2 separate regions of the Homo sapiens genome follow, and region 2 is linked to region 1. Evidence: chromatin contacts called from ENCODE Hi-C or POLR2A ChIA-PET data. All regions are on one chromosome and are shown on one strand. Each heading gives the region's core, a stretch centred on a gene start or an enhancer-like site at or near the end of the contact. The rest is flanking DNA. Distances are from core to core; before and after follow the strand shown.

Evidence for each region. Hi-C counts contacts between places; a loop is a spot of excess contacts on that map. ChIA-PET counts read pairs that join two places held with the same protein, here RNA polymerase II (POLR2A). Pooled maps may share reads with other maps.
Region 2: a map of PC-9 shows a loop between it and region 1 (6-fold over the local background). The contact joins two enhancer-like sites. A Hi-C loop is called at or near these places in 15 of 168 maps with a recorded cell type or tissue (CD4-positive, alpha-beta memory T cell, CD8-positive, alpha-beta T cell, Caco-2 and 10 more), 1 of 37 single-sample maps with no recorded cell type and 16 of 50 pooled maps. POLR2A ChIA-PET finds 5 or more read pairs at or near these places in 9 of 52 experiments (CD4-positive, alpha-beta T cell, Caco-2, H1 and 6 more).

Annotation. Positions count from the first base shown.
Region 1 is chr12:46,659,987-46,662,686 of GRCh38, reverse strand. No RefSeq gene overlaps it. Among named protein-coding and RNA genes, the nearest start is that of SLC38A4, 160 kb to the left of the region's middle. Within about 2 kb of position 1,351, at least 15 of the 41 ENCODE cell types and tissues checked have a DNase peak (open chromatin) inside an H3K27ac peak, as active enhancers do; they include PC-3 and PC-9, where a contact is called at or near this core.
Region 2 is chr12:46,454,653-46,457,352 of GRCh38, reverse strand. All of the region lies in intron 2 of SLC38A4-AS1 (SLC38A4 antisense RNA 1), which reads right to left. All of the region lies in intron 1 of LOC124902923 (a long non-coding RNA gene), which reads left to right. Among named protein-coding and RNA genes, the nearest start is that of SLC38A4-AS1, 72 kb to the right of the region's middle. Within about 2 kb of position 1,397, at least 6 of the 41 ENCODE cell types and tissues checked have a DNase peak (open chromatin) inside an H3K27ac peak, as active enhancers do; they include PC-3 and PC-9, where a contact is called at or near this core.

The DNA.
Region 1 (2,700 bases), core at 102-2,601:
ATATCTAGACACCAACCTTTGTCTGGGAAACATATCAGTTTTTCCATTGTTTTTGTGGCAACACTGGACACCCAACTCCACAATTATGAACTGTCACCTCCGTAGCTTGGAGTGGATGAAGAGATAAATCATTCCTTTAATGTCACAAACAGAATTCAGGACTTGGCTAAGTAAAATATGTGATGGTACACAGATTTCGTTATATCTAAAGACAGCCAGCTCAAAAGAGGGTTCTAAGAATATTGGACCAATCAGTTGTCTTCAGCTTGCAAAAGCTGCCTTGCACTGGGCCATCAGTATTACTATTTTGCCCTCAATTACCAGCTATCTTTCTTTTCATAACATGTTAGATAACTTTTAATATTCACCTTCCAAAAATATTCAGTGGTATACCCACCTCAATTTTAGAGTTGACAGAACTGGGGATCAGAAAGAAAGAGAAATACAATGAAGAATATTTTCTCGGTTCTGTATCACTGTGTCTCTGGGGCCTAGAGTATGGTTGGTACTCCATAGATATTTATTGAGTGAATGGTGGAGTGGTGGGGCTAGGATGTAAACCCAGGTGTGTCCAAATAAGGCCAGTTCTTTGTTCATTCTATCCTGTGCCCTCCCAACCCTCACAAAGTCAGAAAGGTCAGAGGCAGCCAAGGTGAGGCAGAAGAGATTCAGTGATCTTGAGGCTCCTTTCCTAATTGCCACTATGCTGTATTTGTGTCTAGAAAATGTCTGTCATCTTGGACTCATGAAACATGAGAATACAGTTAAAAATCAACAAATACAACAACAACAACATTAGGACTAAGGATCAAACATCCTAGTTTCAAATCCTGGCTCTGACTCTTACAACATACCAATCTTTGGCTATGCCACCTAGGCTCCTTGAACCTCCGTTTTCTTATCTCTGTAGATAAGAACCTCTGTTTCTTATTTTAGATGTTGCTAATCTCCTACTCAGAGAGTTAATGAGAAGATGTACTACCTGGCACTTAGTAGGTCCTAAGAATTTGTGTTCATTATAAAACACAAATGAAAGAGACCATGATTATACAGGTCTCCCAGTCTATTTCCTGTGACCAGCTTGTTCATTAATGAGGCCAGTTACCACTAGGGGACACTGAACTAGCAAGAAACTAAGAAAGAATCAGACTGAAGGAGATCCATACACCAGTCAGTATTGGAGCTCCTGGCTTCTCCCTCCTTCAACAGATTGTTGAACTGCAATTGTTCTCATCACAGTCTCACTGTTGTAGAGGGAGCATTTGAGAGAGGGGTACTCTCTCAGGATGACTAAGCAGTCCAAGGCTATAAGGAAAGAATTCTGTTTCAATGCTGTGGTTAGGTAGCAACATTAGTATTTACATATATGTCTCCTCATTGTTGCAACAGCCACAGAAAGATAAGAATCTCTCCACTGAATTTTCTATTAGTGGCAGGTTCTAGACTTAATCAAGTGGTCAGAGACCTCCCTTGGTGTTTTTTCTAATTTCCTGAGACTGAAACTTTTGGCAGCCCATTGTATACGTTTAGCAGGAAAATCCAAGTGAGTTGTATTTGCCTTGCTCATGTGAAAGATATGTTTGTACATATGTCATGTTCTAAATAATGACTTGCACATATCATTGTTTAGAAAAATCCTGTCCTTTGTTCCTTTCTTAACCCTGTACAAAGGAAGATTAAACTTCTTGGAGATGCTCCGGCCGGCATTACCAGAAAAGGAAGTCAGAAATGAGAACTTGAGGCCACCCCTTGCATATTTCTTTAACACAAGACAGAAACATTCACCCTCCCTCTACACTGAATATTATTTCAGAGTTTTCTGCTTGAGATTACAAAATCTTTAACGGCAAAGATAGAATTCTATGACGTAACAACTCAATAAAGGTCCTGTTTCCAAATGCTCCTCCTGATCAGCACAACCATATAATTTATTATGCAGTCGGAGCCATTTTTTAGAGTGAAAGGGGATGCTCATAATGATTATGACAGAGGGGCATAAATTGATGAGTTTGTGATCACTTCATGCTTAATTGTGTTTAGAAACTGTTGAGACATATACAATCTTAACATTTTACCTTTAAAACATTCATCTTAGAAAATATCTTTACATGAGAAGTACTTGTGCTTATTCTGTACAAACAAGGCTGTCTTGATTCTCAGGGCAAGTTAGTATCTGCCTCCTTGCAGATGGGTGGAGTATTCTCTCTCTTGCTCGCTCTCTCTCATTTCTAAGCCTTGGTGAGCCCTTTCTTTAAGCAGTCTCTTTGGCACCAATATTTCTTCTAAAGACTTCCTTCCAAGACCCATTCCCCTCCCAGGCAAACTCTGTGGAATTACTCTTATCTTCTCTCTGTGACTGTTTTGTCTTCTCTATTTAAAAATGTGTCTATGTTATTATAATTCCAAAAATTTTTCTGCTAGTTTTCTATTCTAAACAATAGTTATAATCTATTTTTGCAAGAAGGAAAATTACATATCAATTGTTCAATTAATGTCTTCTAAAAGGTAAAATGTTGCTTCTGTGTGTTTAATATGAATGCAGAAACAGAGAGACAGAGCCTGTCAGCAGAGGAGGTGGATCCTGCCATGGAGACAGGCAGATACCCCGGGTTATATATCGAGGTAAAATTATACACGTGCTCACCAACCGGGTAATTTCCTGTGAACAGTGGAGTCAGTATATTTACTGGAAAATCTCAT
Region 2 (2,700 bases), core at 148-2,647, 210 kb after region 1:
TAATAAAATCAACATCCAATCATAAGAGACCCTCACTGAAATCTTATTCAAAATTGAGGAAGTCTATAGTCACGTTTTTATTTCATCCTTAATTTCCCACGCTTTTCAAAGAGCCATATTATAACTCTTTCTCAAATATTTGGGAGGAAGTATTTTGATTGTGAAAATAGATGCTCCGAGAGTACCTAAGCCAAATAAATATTTACATTCTGCCTTTTTAGTTGAACAATTGACTTTGTTCTTTAGCATTTAGGTCAAAATACTTAAAAGTTTTAAAACATCAATAACAAGAGGATATGATTTTTCACCAGATAGTCTAAACTTACAGGTTTTAGCAAAACCTTCACAAGAAGGAATTGAGTAATTTAGAAATGTTAATGTACACACACCGTAAAAATAAAAAAAGGGGGTTGGGGTGTTGGCCACTTATTCTTTTTAACTAAAAAAAAGTCTCTCTTCCTCTTCCCTGTGTTTATGTAGTTAAGCCTTGGTGAGCATTTACAACCACTTACATCATTATAATGATAACCTCAATCTGCTGACTTTATGTAGGATTTATATCAAAAGAGTCTTGGAGCTTAGTATGCCTTATTTCATTTTCAGAGCATCCTTGTACATCACCATGTGACCAGTATCTTATCTGTATCATACAAAATTAAAACCAGATGTACTAGGAGACAAAGCAGCTTTCTCAAAGGAGATAAAGTCACATAATTATCAACTTAATGAAACTTGGCTTCAAACTCATGTCTTCTCTTAATACAGCCAAGTTTTTCCCCACTAGATTATTCTTCCTTTATATAAATTTAAGAAGTCATGGTGGCAGCTGAGCAGAAAGAACTGACTACCTGGAAAAACTCCAAGATTTTTTTGAGCTTGGGTTAACCTGACCCAGCAGAAGCTCTGAGACTTGGAAGAGAGGGAAGCAAGGCTATAAGAACTATTCATGTTTTTTGACACTGAGGAACACGTAAATTACTGATAACAGGTCAGCAAAATGAAAGTGTAAAAAAAGTGAGAAACATCAGTGTTTCATAATCAACTTTCATCATGGGCTTCACTGGAAACTCTTCTTCCAACTCTGAGCTGCATATCAAGCCTTGGAGCAAACACTCCTTCCATCTGAACTCTCCCTTGAGTTGTAGGAACTGCTCCTGTGGGTGCTAGAAAACAAGATTCTCCTGAAGCTGACTTAGAGCAGGTGGCTTTGTGTGAGGAAGACTGCAGAGGTGTGTCAGGTGTGTCCAGTTGCACTGAATTGTTCACATTTTTGACACTGGAATTTTGCACATTCTTTGGAAATAAGCCGTTCATTTGGATTCCCACAGTCACCTCTCCCAAGCCTGACTTGAGCTGCCAAGACTGAGTCACCTTCTCTACTCAGTGGGTCATATTACTGGTGGCAGGTTCCACCTGTTTTAGTATTTGCTTGAAAACAAAAGTGATCTTTGAGAGTTGAGTGACAGGGGCTGCTGAGCAGGCTTCCAAACCAATTGTGGGAGAGATCAAGATAACCAGTCACCTACAAGAGGAATTATGAAGACAACTAAGCCAAAAGAGAGTGTTCCAATAGATACCTTTGTCCCAATATCTTTCTTGGGATTAACCAGTGTTGGGCAAGGTTATCAGTTTAAACAGAAGTAGGAGAGGAAGTAAGCTTAAATTGCAGCAGAAAGAATGCTGGTCTGATAGACTGGAGAACTTCAGAACATGTTGGAGGAAAAAGAGTAGATCTCTACATAGATCTCTAAAGTAGACACCTGGAAATATATCCATCACGAGCCTGTCCAATACTAAAATTATCTGGGAGGAAACAGGCTTCAGCCAAACGAAGCACCTTTGAGAGAAAATCCAACCCTTAAGTTCTCTCATCCCTGCCCTCTACGACACCCCACTAACACTTGTTTTGCAAATAAATTGCTATATTCCTGAATATAATGCCAGAAACCAATTTCTTCCAGCACAGCTTTTCACCCTACTTAGCTTCTCAAAAGCATCACCCCTTTCCTACCATCTCCCATCAGTGGATGAAGTGATAGTCCCACTTAATAACTATTTAAGCAGTGGGCAAAGTTCTGTTATGCTCTATCTTAACCTTGCAAATCCAAGAAAGGGTTGTCAGCTCTTATAGAAACAGGAAACCATGTCAGCGTGTGGTAGAGAGAGCAAGTAGTTAAAGAGAAGCTCAAAGCCAGGCAGGATGGTGTTCACCTGTAGTCCCCAGCTACTTGGAGGCAGTGGAGGGAAGATGGCTTGAGCCCAGGAGTTCCAAGTTGTAGTGCACTATCATCATGCCACTGCATCTGCACTCCAGCCTGGGTGACAGAATGAAACTCTGTGTCTAAAAGAAAAAAAAGAAGAAGAAGCTCAAAGGACCTGGGCCTTCATTTCATCCTTGCCACTTGCCATTTGTGTGGCCTTGTGTTAGTGACTCGACAGCTCTCTACCTGCTTTCTCCCTCATAAAAACCTACTAATGTCGGAATGTGGCACTTGGCAGATTGTCTCTCTTCCTCCTGCACCTGGAAGGCATCAATAATCAACATTTCCACGGGTCACTCGTGTTAAAGGTTTCATGTCATTCCCTAAGGACATTTTTATTTCTGGAATATGTATATTCTGATCATTATGAGCCCAGGAAAAATCCAAGAGATGGTCAAGGCCATCAAGTTCAACACTCAATTTGCTTAAAGTCAACCCT